Regions from separate parts of the Homo sapiens genome. Here region 2 is linked to region 1. Evidence: chromatin loops called from intact Hi-C (ENCODE). Cell type or tissue: natural killer cell. All regions are shown on one strand. Links, peaks and the distances in the headings refer to the core of each region. The heading gives the core; the rest is flanking DNA. Region 1 has its middle 25 kb from the start of CLDN12. Region 2 overlaps ZNF804B (zinc finger protein 804B).

Region 1 (12,838 bases), core at 2,686-10,685:
TTTGGCTGGTATGGTGACATGAGGGCAGGGTCGGCTTCATGGGCATGAGGCCTGTGCAGTCACAGAGAACCGGGCACTCAGAAGGGCCCTGCTCTTGTTTTAATATTCTGTGGTGGGTGTCTTGAAATTCGTAATTTTTGAACAAGGGATCCTGCATTTTCATTTTTCAGTGGGCTCCACAAATTACGTAGCTCATCCTGTGTGAGGGTGCTCTGGGGAAGGCAACACACCAGCTTTGGAGGTAGGCAGGCTTGGAATTCCATCTAAGCTGCCTCTTACTACACAATGGGAAAATTATCCTCTGAACTTCAGATTTTCATCTGCAATGAGGACAATGCCTTCTACCTCTTGGTGTTATTGTGAGGATTAGACACTGTTGTGAAGGAATGCAGGTAAAGTGTCTAGAACAGCACACCTGGCTTCACCGTGATTATTCATAAAAGGCAAGTCTCTATATTGGATCCCAGTTGATGTTAGTGCTGGTCATAAAAACAAGAAAAATATGTTTTCTTTAGAAAAGCAGCTCTCTCTTTCACATCTTACAGGAAGCTGTGGACTTACATTGCCACGGCTATCGCTTTTGCCAGGATTCTCATGGCTTCTTATTGCAGTTGCAGCCAAAATAGAGACTACGAAAATTAACAATCCTCTTAAATATTAGCTGCTTCTTGTAAGGTAGTTGTTTTTCATGATTCCACACCAGAAACAAGGAAGTCAATGAATTTTCCCAATTCTTTTAAGAAGATATTAATGTGAGTAAAATACACAATTTAAAATACCTGATGCCCTTTCTGATAGCCTGGAGCAAAGGATGTTTCCACTGTTCCCACTGTCAAAGCAGCAGGTCTATTCCAGCCCCCAAATAGCTGTGGTCAGAGAAACTTACTTCCTTGTTTATTACTTCTAAAGGTAGAGTGATATTGGAGCACCAATTTACCAAACCCAAACCAAACTGTAAGTACTACCTTGATGGGCTGAAGTAGTCCCTATTGTGGGGAGAGGATATGGAGCTGAGACAGGCCCTGACATTACACAGGGTTGAGATGATGTACCTCAAAACCAATGCCCATGACACTGTCTAAATACAGCCTATTCTTGTTATTCATTGTACTTATTTTCTGTAAAGTAGCCACGCATACTGAATAAGTGAGCACTGAACCATTGTTCTTAGAGGAGATACAGGGTTAAGTCACAATCTTTGGTCACATTTTCGTCAGTTGGCCAGTACATAATCTTGTTTTATGAGTGTTTCTGTTTAAAGACACTTTATTTAATGTATATTCTTGAGTCATTATTGTTGAACTCATAACCAATAGCACTATAACTCATGCCTAAAGGAAGCTTATGTAATGCACACATTTTCCCTATGATGCACATCACAGTCTTCTCCTGCTTGGGAACGCTAAGACAGCACTTCCAAACTGCACTTGGGGGCCATTTTAAACAAAATCACCAATAAAAATTACAAAAACATGAAAAATGTGGCACTTGTTTTTGGTATGAGAGCTTGTGGGAAGTCAGGAACCCCCGAATGGAGAGACCAGCTGAAGCCATGGCAGAAGAACATAAATTGTGAAGATTTCGTGGACATTTATTAGTTCCCCAAATTAATACTTTTATAATTTCTTATGCCTGTCTTTACTGCAATCTCTGAACATCAATTGTGAAGATTTCATGGACACTTATCACTTCCCCAATCAATACCCTTGTGATTTCCTATGCCTGTCTTTACTTTAATCTCTTAATCCCATCATCTTCATAAGCTGAGGAGGATGTATGTCCCCTCAGGACCCTGTGATGATTGCGTTAACTGCACAAATTGTTTGTAGAGCATGTGTGTTTGAACAATATGAAATCTGGGTACCTTGAAAAAAGAACAGGATAACAGCAATGTTCAGGGAACAAGAGAGATAACCTTAAACTCTGACTGCTGGTGAACCAGGTGGAACAGAGCCATATTTCTCTTCTTTCAAAACAAATGGGAGAAATATCACTGAATTCTTTTTCTCGACAAGGAACATCCCTGAGAAAGAGAATGCGTCCCTGAGGGTAGGCCTCTAAAATGGCCACTTCAGGGGTGGCCGTCTTTTATGGTCGAAGCTTAGGGATGAAATAAGCCCCAGTCTCCCGTAGCGCTCCCAGGCTTATTAGGACCAGGAAATTCCCACCTAATAAATTTTGGTCAGACTGGTTGTCTGCTCTCAAACCCTGTCTCCTGATAAGATGTTATCAATGACAATGCATGCCCAAAACTTCATTAGCAATTTTAATTTCGCCCCGGTCCTGTGGTCCTGTGATCTCACCCTGCCTCCATTTGCCTTGTGATATTCTATTACCTTGTGAAGCACGTGATCTCTGTGACCCACACCCTATTCTTACACTCCCTCCCCTTTTGAAAATCACTAATAAAAACTTGCTGGTTTTGCCGCTTGTGGGGCATCACGAAACCTGCCAACATGTGATGTCTCCCATGGACACTCAGCTTTAAAATTTCTCTCTTTTTTATTCTATCCCTTTATTTCTCAAACCAGCTGACACATAGGGAAAATAGAAAAGAACGTACGTGAAATATCAGGGGTGAATTTCGCCTGATATCTGGCTGAATTTCCCCCGATAAGACCTGAAATGAAGACAGAGTATTGCCATCTTAGACCTCAACTGGGAACATGCACATCAGGCCATTCAAGTTTCTATGGCTCTGTGCATGTCCAAGAGTGGCCATGAAAGTACAGTGAGTATTGATTTGGGAGCTACGAATACATTTTAGTGAGTAGGCAAATTTGCACATGTGGAATCCACAAATAGTGAAGATCAATTGTACATAGAAGTGTACATGGTACATGTACTTGTACATGTACAAGTGTACGTGGTAGAGGAAGTGATTCCACTACCTTAGTGGACTTGAAGAGAAAACACATCCAGATTGTTGGTTGAGAGATGCACGTACATGTGACATTGGGCAGTATCTCTCACATCATTTACAAGTAGGATGCAGCAGAGATACCATGAAGTCAGAAGAATTGAGATTTCTGTGGTTTCAGGTCTTTGTCTTACTAGCTGGGCAACTTTGAGTAGGTGTCTGAAAACTTCGTTTCTCAGTTTCCACATGTGTTAGTTGAGAACAATAATCATCTTTCAAAGTGAGATTGTGAGGGTGCAGTGGGTTTTTCTTTAAGTTCTGGCTTACTGTTACTTAATTTAGGGGCTAGGATTGAAGACGGTGAATCAGGTGTCATATTGTGTTTTAGAATATTCCTTTGTATATGGTTTGTCTCCCCAGAAAGAAAAGCAGATGCCAAGTCCATACTAATATTTGGATTAGGGTAATGAGTATGTTTTCATTCAAAATGCATTATGAATCCAAGGGAATAGAATATAACCATAAGCATTTTCTGGTTAAACTGGCCATCCTAATTAAGATAAAGTAATTGAATCAATAGTTTTAAGGCCTACACTAACTTATACCAGGATTTTAAGAGCAAAATAGGAACGAGAAATAACAACTTCTGATATGTTAGCCTCAAAGGAAGAGCCCAACAAAAAGTTGGCTCCACTGTGTTGGACAGCAGTTGGGGTAGGTGGAGGAGACACATTAAAAAGACCCAACCCTCAGCCCAGACTGGAACTACTGCGCTGTTCTTCTATCATGTTGAAGACACACCCTAACCTTTCAATTCTGGGACAGGAAATATGAAATGTACACATGTGAGTCATGGGCCAGGAAGAACCTTTTATATTTCATCAGTTAGCCTCCATGTCCACCCTTTGGAGATGTATGCCAGAGCTGTAAGTGTTCTGCTCCCAGGCTAGGGATGGGGGAGAGGGTACTGGGCATTTATGCCATTCTATCTTTTTAGATAAAAATTTGTTCAAAACTCAATACTCAGACTTACTTTCCTCATCTTGAAATGCCTAAGGCTAAAGAATATGTAATTTAGTTCATTTAGATAGACTAGAAAAAAATTGTATATCAAAACAAAAAATAATTCTTCATGAAAAAATAAAATAACATGTAAACCTGCTTTTAAAAATTGTAGAATGCTCCGTGGACAGAAAATATTAGGAATTGATTGGTGTCTATAAATAACATACATATATACATAATGGAATACTATTCCACCATAAAAAGGATGAAGTGTCTTTTGCAGCAATGTGGATGGAACTGGAGGTCATTATCTTAAGTGAAACAAGTCAGACACAGAAAGTCAAATCCCACATGTTCTCACTTATAAGTGGGAGCTAAATAATGTGTACACATGGATATATAGTGTGGAATAGTAGACAATAGAGACTCAGGAAGGTGAGGGAGTGGAAGGGGGTTGAATGGTGAGAAATTACTTAATGGGTACAATATACATCATTTGGGTGGTGGATACCCTAAAAGCCCTGACTTTACCACTGCAACATCTATCTGTGTAACGAAATTACACTTGTACCTCATAAATACATACAAGTAAAAAAAACCACTCTTATACATGTTACTCTGTTCATACAATTTCTTTCAAATGGAAGATATCTAAAAAACAGCTGTGTCTTCAAGTTTGGTATTCCACATCTTCATTTGCCAAGATGAGGCCTTTTCTACTCTGTTCATTGTCATTATTTTATTTTATCTCGATATAAAACTAAGTTAAGGCGCGACTATTGCTAAATGTTATCACCTAACACTATTGATTCACTTTCCTGTTTAATCTCTATCACCTACTCTTTTCTTTAAAAAAATTATTTTAGGTCAGGCGCGGTGGCTCACGCCTGTAATCCCAGCACTTTGGGAGGCCGAGGCGGGTGGATCACGAGCTCAGGAGATGGAGACCATCCCGGCTAACACGGTGAAACCCTGTCTCTACTAAAAATACAAAAAAAAATTAGCCGGGCGTGGTGGCGGGCGCCTGTAGTCCCAGCTACTCAGGAGGCTGAGGCAGGAGAATGACGTGAACCTGGGAGGCGGAGCTTGCAGTGAGCGAGATCGCGCCACTGCACTCCAGCCTGGGTGACAGAGCAAGACTCCATCTCAAAAAAAAAAAAAAAAAAAAAGATTATTATTTTATGGCCAAATACTTATTTAGCCCTACGTCTACATGCAATTCTTATATTTGGAACTTCTTAATCAGAAACTAAATGTGGATTTGGTTTGAATGCTTGTTTTAATGATTAGTTTATTATGAGTACAGGAACAAATAAGTGATATCTGTTTCCTCATCTGTTTGTGATGATTTATTTTACATTAGCATAAAGTATGCAGCTCTATGTGAGAGCATCAGGAAGCATCTGTGATGATATGGATTTTGATAAGCTAAATGTTATCTAGGGCCTTAGGTTTTCTCATGTTTTCACATTTCTCAGTAGTAAGGTCACACTGAGTTGTGTCATATTTAGCTTAAGGGACACCAGAGTGAACATAAGAGCCCAGGCTAAAGCCACCTCTTCCTAGTGCACTGTCACCCACCCTGTCCCTTTTCCTGGGCATCTGTCTTATATTTTATTCACCGTGGGCCTCGTTCTTGTTTAAAACCCAAAGAATCTTTAAAACGATTCAGCAATAGTACTTGAGGGGGTCACTCCACGCAGAGATATTTTACAGTTTAAAATGCCACTCCTATAGGGTTGGCTGAAGCCAAAGGTTTTTTAAAACTATATAGAAAAATAAAAAATAAATGCCACTTCTAAAGATTGGAAACTTTAACCTCCCCACAATGAATCTTCAGTGGTGAGATTTCAGGTGACAAACATGTTAGAGGTGAGATTCTCTGAAGCCTGAGTTCCCCCGAAAGCCCCCAGATCACACCATATGAACCTACCCAATTTTAGCGTTTTTAAGAGACTAAAGCCTCATGAAAGCATATGAAAACTCACTGAGATTTCTTTAGATATCTAAAAGGCATTTTGAAGATCATTTTGTTATGTGGCAAACTGTCCTTGTTTTAGAGTTGTGCTGGGTGGCATGTATAAGAACTACTTATTTTAAAGTGAAGGACTACATAACAAAAGTATTCCCAATTTGATTTATACACCTGGCTATAGCTTTATTTCTGTGGAACAATCATGACATCTAGTGGCTAACCTAAGTAATGCCAAGAAATGGTTTCATACGCTATTTTCCTTAGCTAAATCCACTTAAATGAGAACTTGCTATTCAAATACTGTAATAAATATCCTTGTACATTTTATATACTTAACTATATGAGATAAAGATGGAGAAGTAGAATTTCTGAGTGAAAGGATATGTGTACTTAGAATGCTGATGTTGCCAATTCACCCTCCCAAGAAGTTTGTACCAATTCGAACTTCCATATTTCTTCTCATCATCCCAACAATGAGTATTATCAAATATGTTAATTTTTGTTTTAGTCTTTATTTTTTATTTTTTATTTTTTTTGGAGACGGAGTCTCGCTCTGTCACCCAGGCTGGAGTGCAATGGTGCGATCTCGGCTCACTGCAAGCTCCGCTTCCCGGGTTCACGCCATTCTCCTGCCTTAGCCTCCCAAGTAGCTGGGACTACAGGCACCCGCCACCATGCCCAGCTAATTTTTTTGTATTTTTAGTAGAAACGGGGTTTCACCGTGTTCGGCAGGATGGTCTCGAACTCCTGACCTTGTGATTCGCCCGTCTCGGCCTCCCAAAGTGCTGGGATTACAGGCGTGAGCCACCGCGCTTGGCCAGTCTTTATTTCTTAATGAATGAGAGAGCTTATCTTTTTATGGCTCCCCCACCCCCCGCCTCTGCCCCACCATTTTTCTCCTTTCTTTCTTTGTTTTTTATTTTCTTTGGCCATTGGTATTTATTTATCAGTGAAGCGCCAACATACATATTCATCCCATTTTTTAAAGATTTACTGGTTCATAAGCATCTTGTTTGTAAAAGGTTTTTGCATATTGAAGAAATGTACTGTCATTTGCATTGAAAATATTTTTCTTAGTTTGCTTTGTGACTATTTTTTGCTTTGTAAAGTTTTTAATGTTTATATAGTCAGGTATATCAGGATTTTCCTTTTTTGTTGTTGTTGAGACAGAGCCTCACTCAGCTGTCCAGGCTGGAGTACAGTGGCATGATAATAGCTTACTGCAGCCTCAATCTCCCAGGCTTAATCAAACCTCCCACCCCAGCCTCCCAAGTAGCTGGGACTACAGGCGTGTGCCACCACACCCTGCTATTTTTTTTCTATTTTTAGTAGAGATAAGATCTCACTATGATATCCAGGCTGGTCTCGAATTCCTGGGTGCAAGTAATCCTCCTGCCTCCAAATTGCTGGAATTACAGGTGTGAGCTACTGTGTCCACTACTAGTATTTTCCTTTATAGTTTTAGTTTCATGTCATATTTAAAATGTCCATCTCCTCTGATATGGTTTGACTGTGTCCTCACCCAAAACTCACCTTGAATTGTCATCTCCACATGTCTGGGACAGAACCAGATGGAGATAACTGAATCATGGGGGTGGTTTCTCCCATACTGTTCTCATGGTAGTGAATAAGTCTCATGAAATCTGATGGTTTTATAAATGGAAGTTCCCCTGCACAAGCTGTCTTGCCTGCTGCCATGTAAGACGTGACTTTGCTCTTCCTTCACCTTCTGCCATGATTGTGAGGCCTCCCCAGCCATGTGAACTGTGAGTCCATTAAACTTCTTTCCTTTATAAATTACCCAGTCTTGAGTATGTCTTTATTAGTAGCATGAGAAGGGACTAATACATCCTCTCCCAGAGGACAAAAATTAAAAATATTGTATGTTTATTTATGTAACATAATCATGTATGTTATTTAGTTTTAGTTTTTACATTTAAGTCTTTCATCTATCTATTAATAGCATTTTAGTGAAACAGGGTAGGCAGGGATTTGACTTTATTCTTACCCTAGCAATGTAGAGGAGATTGGTAAATTTAAGTATAGCTATTAAAAACATTGAGTGTAGGTATCTGTACTAATGAGAAAAGATGTCAAAAATATGCAAAGGATAAGAAGACATTAGGAAAATGGCAGATAAGAGACAGAACTAACATGCAGCTACCACTTGGATGGACAAAACAGTGCGTGGAGACTCATATTGTGAACTTTTGCTCCAAGACCCACTGCAGGAACATACCAGGAAAACAAATAATTCACAGACCCTTTGAAAGAAGCGGCTTTGGCCGGGCGCGGTGGCTCACACCTGTAATCCCAGCACTTTGGGAGGCTGAGGTGAGCGGATCACGAGGTCAGGAGTTTGAGACCAGCCTGGCCAACATAGTGAAACCCTGTCTCTACTAAAGATATAAAAAATTAGCCGAGTGTGGTGGTGCATGCCTGTAATCCCAGCTACTAGGGATGCTGAGGCAGGAGAATCGCTTGAACCTGGGAGGAAGAGGTAGCACTGAGCTGAGATCGCGTCATTGCACTCCAGCCTGGATGACAGGGCGAGACTCTGTCTCAAAAAAACAAAAAAGAAAGAAAGAAGAGGCTTGCCACTGCAAACTCTGTAAGATAACTGAACAAATGGTGAATTCCCAAAATGTGAGAGGGGAAAACTCTGCCTCTGAATATATATCCCTACTGGGGAACCTGAATATCCAGATCATGGGTGAAGGATTTAACCTTACCTAGAGCTGAAACAGCTTTAGGGAGCTGAGTGAAATATAAAAGTAGAAGAAGCAACGAGAAGAGCCCTGTAGGTACTCCTGGTCCCCAGCTTTATCTCACAGGGGTCCTTGGGGAAGGCAGCTAGCAGAATTGGGAAGGGGTCACAGGGTGAAGGAAGCTTCTAGCTGAACTTTGTAATAATTTCGAATGAGCACAAATTTTCCTGAGCAGAATCCAGGGGTATGAACAGGAAGTGCAGATACAAGCACAGGAGGCACAACCAAAGGAATAGGCAGGCAGGGAGGGCAAGGCCTAAGAGCCCTACTTGCTTTCTCAGCAGGGAGGCTTGTAGCCTGGGGCAAGATCTCAGCCCTGCTTGCTAACTGCCTGGATATAAATTCAGTGCTGTTGGCCGGGCACGATGGGAGTGGGACTGGCCTTGCTGGTTGTGTGGAAGTTGGGTGAGGTCTGTCACTACCGGCTTTTTCCCACTTCCTTGGCTACCTGTATGACACAGCAGAGGCAACCATAATCTCTATGAGAACATAACTCCATTGGCCTGAGAACCACCCTTCCATCCCCTACAGTGGCCATAGCAAGTCTCGCCCAAGAAGAGCCGGAGCTCAGACCTGGCTAACTCTGCCCCAACCTGATGGTATTTCTTTACTGACCCTGCTAGCTGAAGACAAAAGACATAAACTGTTGGGAGCTCTATGGCCTTGCTCATGGCCTGAGAAACCTGAGAACTTATCCTGGGCAATGTAGGGGAAGCTTGTATCCCCCTCCTACTACTGCAGCTGGTGCTGTCTTGAAAGAGGCATCTCCTGGCTGGAAGCCAACCAACTCAAGCCATTACAGCAACTCATAACAGAGCAACCCCACTCCAAAGAAGGAGAAAACAACAGCTAATTCCACCACCTGCAACACCTTGGCTAACCAGAAGTCCTGAGTCTGTCCACATGACAACTTCACTGCTAGCATAACCAGCATTTGAGAAAGCCAGCACACTACACATATCTACAACCAAGGACTCTCACAGAATCTACTTTACTCCCCTGCCACCTCCACTGGAGCAGGTATCCATGGCTGGGAGACCTGAAGACAGATCACATCACAGGACTCTTTGCTGACAACCCTAGCACAAACCTGGAGCCTGGTAGCTCTGCTGGGGGTTAGACCCAGAAGAGCAATAACAATCACTGCAGTCCGCTCTTCAGAAGCCCCATTCCTAGGGGACTGGGGAGAGCTTCATATCAAGGGATCACCCTCTAGGACAAAAGAATCTGAACAGAAGCCCTTGAGCTCTAGATCTTTCTACTGAAACTGTCTACCCAAATAAGAAGGAATCAGAAAAGTAATTCTGGTAGTATGACAAAACAAGTTCTATCACACCCCCAAAAGATCACACTAGCTCTCCAGCAATGGATTCAAGGCAAGAAGAAATCTCTGAATTACCAGATAAGGAATTCAGAAGGTTTATTATTAAGCTACTCAAGGAGGTACCAGAGAAAGGTGAAAAACAACTTAAAGAAATTTAAAAAATAATACAGAATATGCATGAGAAAGTCTCCAGAGAAATAGATATCATAAAGAAAAGACAATCACAACTTTTAGAAATGAAAGACACACTTAGAGAAATTCAAAATACCCTGGAAAGTTTCAACAATAGCATCAAACAAGTACAAGAAAGAACTTCAGCACTTAAAGACAAGGCATTTGAATTAACCCAATCTGACAAAGACAAAGAACAAATTTAAAAAATGAACAAAGCCTCCAAGAAATTTGGGATTATGTTAAATGACCTAACCTAAGAATAATTGGTGTTCCTGAGGAAGAAGAGAAATCTAAAAGTTTGGAAAACATATTTAAGGGAATAATTGAGAATAATAGAAATCTAGACATCCATATACAAGAAGCTCAAAGAACACCTGGGAAATTATCATGAAAAGATCATCACTTAGGCACAGAGTCACCAGGTTATCTAAAGTCAAGACAAAGGAAAGAATCTTAAGAGTTATAAGGCAAAAATATCAGGTAAACTATAAAGGAAAACCTATCAGATAAACGGCAGATTTCTCAGCAGAAACCCTACAATTCAGAAGGAATTGGGGTCCTATCTTTAGCCTCCTTAAACAAAATAATTGTCAGCCAAGAATTTTGTATTGAGTAAAAGTAAGCTTCATAAATGAAGGAGAGATAAGTCTTTTTCAGACAAATGCTGGGGGAATTCACCACTACCAAGCCAGCATTAAAGGAAATGCTAAAAGGAGTTCTAAATCTTGAAACAAAACCTCAAAATACACCATAATAGAACGGTCACAGGATCCTTAGGGGTGTCACTTCACCAGCCAGAAACCTCTGTGGCTGGTGGTGTTTCTGCTTGAGTTTTGTTCATGCCTCCTGGGCTCAGCAGGCTGCACTCAGCTCAAGCTACTGGCTCGGATCCCATGCCTGCCAAGGGCGAGCCAGGCATGCGGCAGGGAGGAGTGTGTGAGTGAATGAGCACAGGTTCCCGCCACTGCACACAGCCAGGTGCACTGGCTGCTGTGGCGGGGCGGGCAGCTTCAGGTGCCGGCACAGTCACTGGCTCCATGCGAGGCTGTGGCTGGACCAGATGTACTGCAAGTGGCCTCTGCTCTGGGCACCAGTGTCTAGACAAGGGGAATGCAGTGGGACCTGAAAGCTCGGAGACACCAAAAACCACAGAGCTCCAAAGAGGGTGTTACAGCATGTCACAGCCCTGGCTTGAGGAGCCCTGAGGTCTGGGTTCCCAGAAGGGCTGCATTTCTTCTCTCCTTCTTGTTACTCACAGCACAGTGAGCAGGGAGATGTGTTTTGTGGGGGCATGTTTCAGCCTGTTTGTGTTACAGCTCTTTCAGTCCTGCCATCTCACTCCAGCCCATGACTCCTGGGCTGGCCTAGCCCCACCACTGCTTCCCATTGTGTGGGGCGCCACCTGGCATTGGCAGAGAGCAGGAGAGCTATAGTGTTACAGCAGCTCTGGCTCAGGGAATCCAGAAGGGTTGCCACTCTTCACTCCATAATTCAGGAGCATGTCACCACCTGCAGCTCATTGAGCCAGGCAGGAACGTGTTACAGCTCCTTTCACTTCCACTGTTCGGCAGGTCCTGAGTTCTTGTCTCATGTCCAGGAAGAATGAGGTTACATGGACAACTGGAAGGTGAGCAACACAGAGAGGAGCTTTATTGAGCAACACAACAGCTTTTAGGAGACCCAAAGTTGGTAGCTCCTATTCACAGGCAGGTTGTCTCAACCAGTGTTTGAGTCTGGCTGAGTCTGGGGTTTTTATGTGCTCAGAATGGAGGAAGTGCATGCTGATTGGTCCATGTGCAGCCATGGGCAGGCCATCTTATTGGCCGAAGGGCATCAATGAAGTTCTCACTCTGGGTCATGAACTCCACCCAGAACTGGCAGCCCAACCCCCAGGCTTCAGGCTGTCCCTAACTTAAGGGTGGGGTTTCACCAGGGACCTGCCCCTTCTCACCTAGGAAACTGTCTACCTCTTGCCACCATCAACATACCATCCACAGCACCCAGGCTGTCTATGCCCGGGGTGCCTGCAGGCCTGCACCAAGGTGCCCTCAGCCCCCTGACCTTCCTCCTGTGCTCATTAGCACCCAAAGTCTGGACAGGGCCAAGGTAGCAGGAGGCTGGCATGTCAGCACTACCGAGTGCACACACACGTGGCGGGGTTGCAACAGCACCCAGGTTTGTCTGCAACTTTGCTCCACACCAGGGTTGGCACCAGCAATGGGGAGAGGCTAGGGAGTGGGATCAGGCACTTCTGAGCCTGCAGAGGCAGGGGCTTCCCAGGCCCCTGGGAATGCAGGGATGCCTAGGTCTGGAGCCATGGCTGGATGGATACAGCTGCACCCAGGAGCATGGGCTCCCACCTTGCCAACTTGGTAGGGTGCAGGGCTCCCGCTGGGATCACCTGTTCCTGATCCCCACCAGCTCTGCAGAGTGCGCAACCCTGACCATACCTCCCCCATTGCAGCTGTTGTCCTCACAGTAGCCACTCCAGATGGGCTGCCACCACCATCAGAACTCCCTTAAAGCATAAATCTCACAAGGCCTATAAAACAATAACACAATGATAAAAAACAAACAAACAAGGCATTCAGGCAACAGCTAGCATGATGAATAGAATGTTACCTCACATCTTAATACTAACATTTAAGGTAAATGGCCTAAATGCTCCACTTAAAAGATTCAGAATGGCAGAATGGATAAAAATTCACCAACCAAGCATCTGGCTTCTTCAA
Region 2 (12,838 bases), core at 2,676-10,675, 1.6 Mb before region 1:
AATCATCCTGGTTAAAAATAATTCAAAACTTTGTCTCTTACAGTTTATTATTCAGCTCCCTCACCCCATAAGTCAACCCACTAAGCACGTGGCTAAAGTGCCAGACTTATAAATACTTGAAGTTTTTGCATGTCGTTTGTGCTTTGTGAGATTGTAGAAAGTAACAGTAATGTGTGGATTTTGGGAAAAATTCTATACCCAAAATAAGGCAGTAGAAGTGTAGTCCTGATTTCAAGGGGAGAATGAGAAAGATGGGGACTACCTCTAGCTTCCACACTCCTATTGATTAGTGCTGTGACTTTGGGCGCATCTCTACATGCTTCATTTTCCTCACTGAGACACTGGGCTGGAATAGACAGTATTAGAAGTTCCCTTAGTGTGATGTCTTCATCCATAATATCTTAGAGGTATGATAGTCATATTTCTTAAAAAATAGTACATTTTGAAAAGAGATGCTGATCATTGTCGAAGGTGAGTGATGGGTAAATAGGTTTGTTATACTACTGTCTTCACTTTTGTGAATAAAAATGTTCAGAGAAACAGGGAAAGAGAAACATAGCTGCAGAGAATCGTTACAATAATATGGGAATGGTAAAAGAGTAGATTGAACTTCCTTGCATCTTCCATCCTAAAAAACATGATACGTTAGTTTATTCTAAGAAGTTACTGCAACATAAAATGTGATATAAACGGTAGAACATAGTAGGAAATGGGAACAGAGAAGTTGGAAAAATTTCCAAGGCCCCTTGGGTCATTTTGGTTGAAATGCTTTATCATTTTGTTATGAATGTCATATAAGACATATTCATAGTCAAGTTTAATGAATATACATTTAATGAATATACATTACAAGTTTCATGAATATAATTAATGAATATACATTACAGAGATAAATGGTTCATGAATTCACCATCATTTTGGATCATGCATTATTGCTCTTTAAAGTCATTAGTTTGGAAAAGTGAGATTTGATTATAATTTGTGACTTGCTAGCATGCCCTAACTGGGCAAAAAAAGAAGTGACCTGGATAAGGGCCAAATTTCAGAGCAAAATTTATAAATACAATGTGGCTGATCCATAAAGTATATAGAACACAGGAGACAATCTGCAATTAACTGTAAAAGTTTGACCATGGAAATAGCAGTGTATTAACCCAAGGCTTGAGCTGTAACATTAGAGCTTGCACATATTCTAAACTCACTTTCTGCACAGCTTAGTTTCTTCTAGAGATTAGTGCAATTATTTATCTAAACAAATGTTTATTAAGAAGACAACATGCTGTTCCTGAGCTGTGTACATAGTCACTCGGGGACCTTTAAAGTCCAGGATTATTATACACTGCCATTCAAAACTGGATAGAGCCCTTTTACCCTGGGGCCACAATTGGACATTGAATCTCACATGAAAGGACAGAACCAACCTCACTGGAAACCAGAATAAAGAGGTGATCTTCCTTTTACCAAAAACTTTAGAATCCTAAAAGTGACCTTTATATTTTTAAATATACTCCGCACATTCACTGCCAACGGCCAAGCTTTTGGAAATACTGTCTATACTTGTTTCCTCACCAGACTCTCGCTCCTCAACCCACCAAATCCTGCTTCTGCCTCTGCCACTTTGCATAGGTCACCCTCTCCAAGTCACCAGTGACCTTCTTGTTATTAAACTTACTTTTACATTTCTTTGTTACTTGACTTTGAGGCAGAAATTGATGTTGTTGAGTATTCTCCTCTTTAGGGAATGTTCTTTTCTTTCTCTGCTTTTCTTTTTCTGCTTCTTGGCAATTTAAATTATGTTATCTTAGATTTCTTTGTAGATGGCTCTTTTTATTTTCCGTAGGCATTTCTCAAGATTTAGAATGAGGCTTTCTTCTCTGCTTATTCTATATATTTGTGTGGGTAATAGATAGCACCATTCCTGAAGTCTCAGTCATTATCCAGAAATTGATTTACAAATCTTCATGTTCTTGACAGATCTACCTATGAGCTTTGAGGAAATACATCAAACTCTGTATTGGACAGTATAACGTTGATGATTCTCAGACACCTCAAATTCGGCATGTTCAAAACGACAAACCTCATCTCACTCCCTGTGAAACCCAAACTGTTGCTCCTCCAATATTCTTGATCTTAGGGAATGGCATCTTCACCTGCCTGGTACTTCATCCTAGACTCTTTCCTCTTCTTAACATTCTATTTTCAGACAAATACCAAGGTATTGGACACGTCTCTTGATTCTTTCCACCTCTTTCTATTCAGTAAAGGACACTATAGGAGTCTGTTTTTGTACAGACTTCTATTATCTCTTTCCTAGATTGTTGTAATAGCCTCTTCTCTTAAGGTGTATCTATACAGTCTCGTTACCTAGTTCTCATCCGATCTGTTTCCCACAATTCAGAGTGGTCCTTCTATAATGCATAACTAACCATAGTATTTCTCTCATAAAAATAAAACTGCTTTCCATTTCTATTAAGATAAGGTCATGATACTTCTTTATTCCGCTTTAAATGTTTGCATAATCTGGCCCCATACCTTGCTATCCAGCCTCATCTCTTATGACTCCCCTTTGTACTTGAGGCCCTGCCTTGTAGAAATTCTTTCAGTTCTCCCAACACAGTATGCTTCTTCTTGCCTTCAGATTTTAGAATATCCCTCTGCTAGAATACATACATATATAGATAAGTACATAAAATCTCCTCTGCCAGGAACATTCCCCTCCTACTCCTTGACTTTTAATTGGCTTACTTCTATTTAACTTTCAGAAATCCCTGTGTCTTTGTTCTCTTAGAGGCATTCCTGATCCTCTAAATTAGGTGAAGTTAGGAAACCATTGTAACTTGTATATCCAGGATGACAACACTTATTATAATTGTTTAATTTCCTTTTATATGTCTGGGGTGAAGGGAGAAAGATCCTGCATGCTCTCTAAGGTAGAAATTATGCTTATTTTGCTTATGATTGTACCCCTGCTGATGCTTGGCAAAGTGCCTGACACTGTTTTTCAGCTCATCCTTGCTGAATAACTAAATGCAGAGAGAAAATAAAATGTAATATTTGTCATATACTCCCAGTACCATTTGAGAGAAATAGTGGGCAAGCTATTTCAATATAGTACCAAAGGACACCTTGGCACCTAAATTTTAATTGCAAATAGAGTAGATGCTATACCAGTGAATTTGGGGAGAGCTATAGAGAGCCCTTTATGTGTTTGTGTCTTCCATAGTCCCTAGGATATGACTCTGCATATAATGGGCAATCAATAAATAATTCTTGGATTAATGTTTGAATGACTTTTATTTGACTAAAGGAAGAAATTAAGCTCAATAAGCACTGCTGATTTTTTTTCTCTTTACTGAATGCAGATATAAGATTAAGGGGAGATGTAGGAGATTTCAGGCTAAGAATAATCTTTGGGCTAATTCCTCTTTTAGCTTAATTTATTTTAATTTATCAAACTGCTTTTATTCTGTTTTTCTTTCCTAGGAGTTCCTCACTTATATCAGAAAATACTGTTAGTGCCTAGCTATTTCAACAAAGAATAAAATTTAATATAATTTATATGACCTACACCTCATCTAAAGATAGCAATACTGGAGATATCCAACCAGGAAGGAGCAATTTTTGCTTGATAATTCCAACAAAAATTGTTTGATTTCCATTTCAATAATGAAAATATTGATAATGGCCTGTTTATGAGATTGCATAACACTTTTGATAAAAGTAAAATTAACCTTATGGAATAATTCTTACAGATATTTTAAATGATTCCTTTTTGTGATAAGACACTAAATATACAAATGAAAAAAGGCCATGGCAATTGTTTACAAGTTGCTGGCAGGAAGATGAGTGTGCACACAAACATGGCAGCAGAATTTCTAGAATGTGGTTGAGTACCATGTACAGTGAGGACAGAAAAAAGTTCCTTGAGTTTGCCAGTCTTCACAGAGGACATAATTTGATTGCTAAGCAGAATTTTGCTAAGAGAAGTGAGGAAGGGTGATAGAAGCAAAGAGCATGGAAAAATTAGGGAACTGTTAGAGAACAAAGTGTGAGAAAAGACTATGAGAAAGGAGAAAGAGACAAGAGAAAACCATAAGGTGAATCTGGGTAGCAAAGTAAGCATGGATCAGAGAATCAAGGCTTTGCAGATTATTTATTATAGAATTTTGCTTTTTATCCTGAAGGTGAAATGGAATCCATTGAATAATTTTGATCAGGGGAATAATATTTATTGAGTGCTGACTATACTCAAATTACTGTGAATTTACCTGTTAACCAAATAGTGAACTCTGTGAGTAAGTGTTTATGCACACTTCTTTAAAGATGTTCCTTCTCATTGAGTTTAAAGGCCTTATTACTAGGAGTTTACATATATATATGTGACAGATGAATCTGAGAATATTACTTAAAAGATGAGGTTTGCACAGTTTTGTTGCAGTGAATTTAACTGTTTCAAACTGTGAATTCTGTAATGAAGTGTTTAAACGTTCTTCAAAGATGTCACCATATGATGGGAACTTTACACCATTGTTTTATGGGTTAACACCAATAACTAATCGTAAAATACAGATCCTGTTATCACTCTCATTGTGCAGATGAGGAAACTGAGGTACAGAAAGGTAAAGAAACAAATTACACTTCTAAAAAGTTGTAGAACCCGGTTTCAGTTCAGCAATTTGACACCAGAGTGGCTCTCTTGATTAAACCTTCTGCTATACTGTCTTTATGTTTGATAGAAACATGACATAACTGAGAAGAGAGAGTAGGAAGAAGAAATTGGAGTGAGGAAAATGCCTAAGCAGGGCACAGAAACAAGATCAGACAATGGGAACACTGTGGAAAACAGATGAGGATTGGATTGATTGGCTGTCAATCATAAAAAGAAAGAAAGGAATCTAGGATAATTTTTGAATTTCTGACTTAGCAGCCGTTTGGAGAGTGGTTCATTTTATAGCAACAAAGAGGGTATAGGGAGGGGTAGGTTGAAGGAATGTGGCGGCAGGGAATGATGCATTCATCTAGTGCATGTGGAGGTGCAGATGCCTGTGGGGTTCCAGTGGGACTTCTTGAGAAGGCCCTGCATGAGGACTGGAGGCCAGGTGGAATTTGGTGTAGTAGTGAAGAAAACATGTAGAATTAAATCCAGAACCCCTAATCATGGCAACAAGGCCCTACATAGTGTAACCCTGGCCACTGTCACCAACCTCACTCCCCTCTTGCTTCCAGTACTCTGGTCTCTCTGGTATTCCTTCTGTCCTTCAACACACCAAGCTTGCTCCTCCCCCAGAGCCTTTACACTTGTTGTTCTGTCATATAGAATGTTCTGACCGTTACCACCCCACCTCTTTTCATTCAGATCTCAGTTTGAGAAGGCTTCACTGACCACCGAATGTAAACCAGACCCATTAGTTACTGTCAACATTATGACTTTTTTCATAGCACATGAAACCATCTGAAGTCATTTTCTCTATTTGTTTATTTGTTTTTTGTTTCCTCTTCCAGAGTATATGCTCACTGGAAACACTGGCCTTGTCTTTTTTACCATTGTATCTTCAGGGTGTAGGCAGGAATGCAAACAACATAGTTGTATAACACATATTTGTTAAATGAATTAATGAAGATACAAACATGTATTTGAAGTCATTATCTCTTAGATGGGAGTTGAGGTCATGGCATTAATTAGAATGAATTAGAGAAGTGTGCAACTAGAGTGATCAGGGAAAGAGAAGAATGCCTTGACAACACTATTATTCTCTTCATATCCTCTTTAAGGATAAATGGTAATCTTTTCAACTGAAATTACAGGTGAACTAATTCTATAAATATTCACATTCAGTTAAAAATGGTTTCTTTTTCATTTGAAATTTATATCTACTTATGCTTAAATAAAATATATTTGGTCTAAATTGTATGGAAAATCTCTTTTACATTTCTGCCTATATAGAAACATACTAGCAAAAGTATTTTAATAAATCCAAAGTCCAACCATTGTTAGAAATTAACAACTAAACAAATAACCAAAATAAAATGTATCAAAGTTGGTCTTTCAAAAATATAAGAAAACACAGAAATGGTAATAAGAACTAGTTTTTTTGTATAGCAACTCAACATGAGGCCAGCTAATATAAAATTTTTCTCAGATATTATAAACTGTCCATACCAATAAAAAGTTCTAAACTAATGAGAAAAAGTGAGTAGACAGGCATAATTTGCTTAAAGTTACTTACTTGTAGAGGAATAAAGGTCTGCATAATTAATGTGGTGAAGTTAATAATCACAAGACCCTAAATGGGAGAATACTGTTATCTTGCTTTTATTGTTACTGTTGTTACACTGTTATACCAGTATACTGTTACATTTCCTTTTACCATTGGCAAAACACCTTAATGTCTTTAGGTCTCAGAATCTTTATCTGTGGAATAAGAGGAGTCAAACAGATATTTGAAAGGTACTTTTTGGGTTCTCTCTGTATGCTCTTAAAATCTATGCACTGTTTTTACTACATACATCCTGTCCACAGGTAATCAGGAAATTTAAGTAACTGACCACAAGGGGGAGAACTTTAATTCTGCATTAAATTATTTAATACAATATGAAATGATTTGAAAGTACTTGGCTATGTGAGGTTGGTGATAGGCTGCTTCATTTCCACTTCCTTGTGGAAGTTGGGGCATTCTACTGCTAACGATAGGTTTAACTTAATTGAAATGTGGTTTTGTGTTTGTAGAGTTATGATACAGTCACTGGATGTCAAATTCTATTTGTATTAAGCAATAATGCTCCATGAAGGGATCCAGATGCCTTTTTTATTAAATTTATGATAGTAGAATGTTAGAATTCACCCTGGAAGAGTTTTTCCTTTCAAGTAATATTATTTAAGTTATTCTGCAAGAAATCTATTACCTTCTTGAATGTCAACTCTGAAACAAGCATAGGATTATCAACGGGGCAGTCTGTACTCAAGTATTCATATAAAAAGAAAAGAATTAGAATGGTGCTGGCCACATCATTTGAATGTTATGTGATCATTGGCTTTATATATATGTTCGCTGTTATATGAATATTAAATATTATATGTTCACACTGTTAAATATTCATTTTTCTGTGGGTTAAGTTATGTACTCTTATTTAAAATTTTATTTTAAGGCAACTATAGCTTTCTTTATTTTTAAAATATTTTATTTGAAGTTCCAGGTACAAGTGCAGGACGTGCAGATTTTTTACGTAGGTAAATGTATGCCATGGTGGTTTGCTGCACCTGTCTTCCCATCCCTTAGGTATCAAGCCCCACGTGCATTAGCTATTTACCCTGATGCTCTCCCTCCCCTTGCACCCCTGACAGGCCCTAGTGGGTGTTGTTTCCCTCCTTGTGTCTATGTGTTCTCAATGTTCAGCTCCCATTTATAAGTGAGAACATGAGGTATTTGGTTTTCTGTTCCTGCATTAGTCTGCTAAGGATAATGCCCTCCCTTCTCCATCCATGTCCCTGCAAAGGACATGATCTTGTTCCTTTTTCTGTATAGTATATATTCATAGTATTCCATATCACATATCACATATACATATATCACATTTTCTTTATCCAGTCTATCACTGATGGGCATTTGAGTTGATTCCATGTCTTTGCTATTGTGAATAGGGCTGCAATGAACATACGCGTGCATGTATCTGCATTCTATTATAACTTTCATTGAGTTAAGAATTACCTTATCAGTCATACTAAGGCTTAAAAGTTTACATTTTGGATTTCATTAAGCTAAATTTGTAAGGTATAAATGTAAGATTTCTGGATTTTATCAAATGTACCCAAACATACACAGCTAAATGAGTCCAATTTAAAGACATTATATCAGTGACCTATATAAGTATCTCAATAACTCATTTGTTACTGAAGACAATTTGTACTTCCCCTTAGAAGCATTGTCACGCTCTTTTTAATATGTTCAGTGACAGCAGATCTGTCTTTGAGAGTGAGTATAAATTAAAAAAATTCTATCAATGGAGATCAAATCTTAAAGTTACTAATTAAGTTGGAGTATAACAATAATTTGGAGATCAAAAATTAGATATAATTAAAATATTTAAGCTCCCTTTGATTTATAAACCTCCTTTATTCAACTGCCAAAGGGTCCCAAAATGTTTTCAGCAATGGTGTTGCTACCTGGACAAATATAAATCTTCCTGAAGTGACTCCTATACGGGGTAAATTTATTTGAATACATTCATTCTGATGTGTTCACAAAAATGAACAAATAACTATATAAATGAAATTGTTTATAGTCACACTGTGTTTATTTTCCAGTTATTTTCATAGTGAGCCTTCATGAATTCTTTAAAATTACGATATGCTAAGTAAATCAGCAATTTTATCGTTGAGAGATATTCTATAACTTCTTCCAAAAATGATTAAGATTGTTAATAATTCTCTTTTTGGCTTAGTGAATTAGGTTTCTATTGGTATTCTCACACCAAAAAGTATTATAGACCCATAAAAAATCTATGCCAGGCAGTGTGTTGAATATACCCCCTATTGCTACTTGTACACCCAGTGACTAGCACAGTGATTGGCCTACTAGTACATTTTTACCAGTAGCTATCCAATAAATTTTGGTACATAAATTAATGAATAATAAGTGATACAAAGAGCTTATACACGTATATATTATTTTTCCCATTACATATGTATTATTTTTCCACAGTGCTGCGTAATCATTCACCCAAACCTTAGTGGTTAAATAAACAATAATCACTAATGTTCACAGAACTCTGATTTGGGCAGGACTCAGTGGAAACAGCTCATTTCTTCTCCACACAATGTCAACTGAGCTGGCTTCCCAGGTTTACTGGAAGCCTGGGGTCTGGGGTCACCTGAAGTCTCACTCACTCACATGTCTAGTGGATGATAGGGGCTGTTGGCTGCGACCTTAGCTGGGGATGTTGTCTGAAATTGCTGGATTGCTCACAGCATAGTGTTTGAATTCCAGGAGCTAGCATTCAAGTGAGCAAGGCAAAGTGCACATTTTTATGACCTAGCCTTCGAGATCACACGGAATAACTTCTTTTGTATTTTATCGGTTAAGGCAGTCACAGAAGAGGTCTGCCTGCATTCAAGGGGAGAGAGTTAGAAGCCACTACACAATGGGAGGAATATCAAGCTCATGTTGTAAGAAAGGCATGTGGGATTGGATATATTGCAGTAACCATTTCTGGAAAATACAATATGCCATATTTTCTGATTTATAAATATATAATTTTTATCCAAAATTCAAACTTCTATTCACTAGATAACTTTAGAAAATAATATTCCCAAACAAAATTCACCCTGCTAAAGGAATTCTATCTGATCCAATAAACATTTATTATCCATTATTCTCTTACATATGCTCGTCTTCTCTCCCAAACCACTTTCACATTCATGCTAATCCTGGACCAAGGATTGTATCTTTGTTGAACGTTTTCTCTATTCCTTTTTTGCTGGGAAAATATTTACTTACGTTTCCAGTCAGTTTATCACTAATCATTTACTATTGACATGCCCCTGTGTCTTTTTCACAGTTCAAAGAATAGACAGCATAATGCTGTTTAATATTAGGTGTTTTTTTCTAAATTGATATAAATTTTGAAAGTTATATACTCTTTCTTAGCTAGAAGAATTCTCATTTTATCTTAAACATTTTTTTCTGTTACTAACTTGAAAGAAACTTCAGTTAAAACTGAAAAATACCATTCTAATTAATGAAGTATTACAAAATTTGGAAAATAGAATGGTCTTCCCTAAAATTTGATTCTGTTATGTAACAATGATGCATATCATTTTTGTTTATTATATACATTTTGTTTGTTACATACAATTTGGTCAGTATTTTCATATGCAGAACAAAATTTTCTTCAAATGAAAAATTGAGGTGCACACTGAGATTGGTTTGTCCTCAAAGAAGCTAAAAATGAAAAAAAAATAATAAAAAATAAAACTATAATGATAAGTATTTTCTCCATTAACTCCAAAGTTGGTTTCGTAAGATGTTAAGGTGATTTGGGACAAATATCATTGCAGTTTTCAAAATATTGATGTCAATTAATTGTTTAAACAAGCTAAAAACTTTTAAACAATGCAAAAAATATTCATCTGGATAAAAGAAGGGATCAACTTGAAATTGGTCACATAGAAATTATATATAATTAGTTGCTTTCTAGAAAGTGAATTGAGAAAATAACCAGATTGTTTATTTTACATAAAATCATTTAGAAGTAAGTGTTAATAGTGGGCAGATAATGTTTTCTGTGTACCCTGCCATATTCCTCAGTGCCTGGCAAATGTTTGTAACATAGAGGGATGTTCAATAAATGATGTTGCATGGAGTAGCACAATGCCACCTGATAATGTATTTTCATTTCATTCCGAATAGCTATTGTTTTCTGTAGCTTTATAATGGTCTCAATATTCTTGATTATATAGGCCAGAATATGTGGGCTTTGGAAATATTTTCAATAATTAGATTTTGTTTTCTGAATGCAGGAATTATACAGTGATTATTCCTTTACTTGTGCTCTCAAAGCCCTTCCTATATACTGCTACTATAATGATATATTATATTACATTATATGTCATATCGTAACTACTTCTACATGTACTTGCCTCTAACCTGAGGTTGCAAGCAACTCAAGGGTGGGATTTTTCTTCTCGATTTTGTACCCTCAGAACACTATACTTCTGCTATGTAGTAGTGACTGTTTATTAACTCTTGAGGGATTGGATGATAATCTGAATTCCGTTTGTCTTTTTTCAGCCATACTTTTTTTTGAAAAGTGTCAATTCATGAAAATGATGTTAATATTTGAGAGCTTATGATAAACTTATTAAACCCATCTACCTAGTAAAATAATGTATTGAACTTAATACCACAACAAATAGATACATTTTAAAGTTTAGCTCAACATACTCTATAAAGATTAATATATTACCTCTGTGTATATTGCAATGTTCTGTTTCTTTTAAAAGACACCAGTAACTTTAAAAATGTTTTTTTTATTTAAGTAGCACAAACTCCTTAAGAGACATGGGCACATTATCCCTCTCAATCCTAGAAACGTGAAGGAGCAGGCCATACCACCTCAGAATCCAGAGTGATGTGTATGGGTCTATTATACATGTTTATAAATGTTGCCGGGTCCATGAATTCTTCGGATTTGCACAAGTACTTTATGATTTGTTCTGGGAGGAGTAGGTCAGGTGCAACTTGGTGTAAGTTATCGCCTGGTCCTTTAGTGCCTACTTTCATAGTCTGGCAAAGGTAGAGTGACAGTTTATGAGTTTGTGTGAGAAAATCTGTGATGACCTCCTTTAGGGACTGTGACTGTGTCACATCGTCGAGATACATAACTGGAACTTTTATCACTGAAACATGCCATTGCATAAAAAGCCTCATTGGAATGTTATGAGAAATGACTATAATTTTCATTTGTTGAATAAAAAATACTGTTTCATCTTTGACATGGCCAATATAATCTAAAAGAACTTTGTAGAGAGTGTCGCTGGAGGACTCGAGGATATGCAGAATGGAAGTGGGATAGATGAGCAGCAATCCTGTCACTGCTTCTCCTAGGTGATGTTTCAAAACTGACTGAAACATTTGTTCATAGTAGTCAGCAACATCTTTTCTTTCTACATTTGCTTGTATCTTGGCCACTAGAAACATCCTATCAAGAAGGAATTTCTTTAGGTGTAGTCGTTGTTTCTCTTCTTGAAAGTGCAGGTAATTGCTACGTGGGACTTGGAGAAAAAGAAGAGGTTCCAGTGGCAAAGGCCTTTTGCTGCCCTTCTGGTTATGGACCGAAAAGGACATGAGGAGTCTTATTTATTTTTCCAGATGATTCCAGCTTTTAGCTTATCATAATATTTATGCTGCCAGGGTACCTCTTTACTGATGAACTCGTGTTTTTATTTCTTCTGACAAAAAAAAAAAGAGTAAATCACGGTTTGTCAAATGTTACTAAATAGTAAAATCCCAATCTTTTGCCAGTTTTATCAGGAAACAATGTATTTGAAATGAAAGACAATGTTAAAACAATACTCAAACTATAGACTTTTTTAAAAGTTTACAACGAAAGAGTTAAATAATATCCTAGGAAAAAACTTTGTAAATGTCATGTAATGGTGATTACAGATTGTCCTTTATAAGCCAAATTTTTTAAAAATGGTATTTTATGGTAATTCTTCCAGTTTCTTTTACAAATCTAACTGATCTATAACTTTTAAAAAAAAATCCAAGGCTTTTTAAGTCCTAATTAGCTTATGTAACCTTTAGTCATGTCACTAATAGTTAATAATGTTCCTTGAATAATAACAGTAAACATTTCAAGGGAAAAGTTTTGGTTCTTTGTTTTTTCTCCTATCGACGAATCTCAGAAATGATTCATTTCTCCCCCCTTTATTTGTTTTCTTGTTGTTTTTGTTGTTGTAAGGGCTACATGAAAGTATTCTGCTACTTTAACTTACTCTGCTTACAAATCTCCTCAATTTTTTTTTCCAGGTCAACTTACCATTTTTCTTTTTTTTCCTGTGCTTCTGTCACGCACCTGTCCTCGAGGCCCTACTTGTCCTCCATCAGGCTCCCAACTGCCAGTCCTCTGGTGTTCTCAGCTGTCCTGTGTTCTGCCTTCCCTCGGGCATACGTGAGTCAGAATGTCAGCACCATTAAAGGACCAGAGCGCCAAGTTTCTTAATACGGGTATCTCGACAAACACTTCAAAGTCACTGCAGAGGAAGTGTGAATGGCTTATTCCTGAATGGTTTATTTTTAGTCAGGTGCATTTGTAAGTCAGACAGATGGTGAGAATC

Evidence for each region. Peaks named below come from ENCODE experiments on the same cell type or tissue, not always from the same donor. Only the 100,000 strongest peaks of a DNase experiment are listed, where the experiment ranks them.
Region 2: a loop joins it to region 1, with 19 times the contacts of the local background. A loop is called at or near these places in 9 of 110 quality-filtered maps.

Annotation. Positions count from the first base shown.
Region 1 is chr7:90,421,908-90,434,745 of GRCh38, forward strand. No RefSeq gene overlaps it. Among named protein-coding and RNA genes, the nearest start is that of CLDN12, 25 kb to the left of the region's middle. RefSeq lists a silencer at 3,468-3,762. In natural killer cell, for the core only: a CTCF peak has its summit at 6,078 (motif pointing left); a DNase peak (open chromatin) is centred at 6,044.
Region 2 is chr7:88,783,100-88,795,937 of GRCh38, forward strand. All of the region lies in intron 1 of ZNF804B (zinc finger protein 804B), which reads left to right. TEX47 (testis expressed 47) reads right to left here and starts at 12,638. Exons shown (of 2, transcript NM_152706.4): 1 at 12,541-12,638; 2 at 11,007-11,947. The coding sequence starts at 11,843. The coding sequence ends at 11,082. In natural killer cell, for the core only: no CTCF peak of the experiment used is centred there; a DNase peak (open chromatin) is centred at 6,552.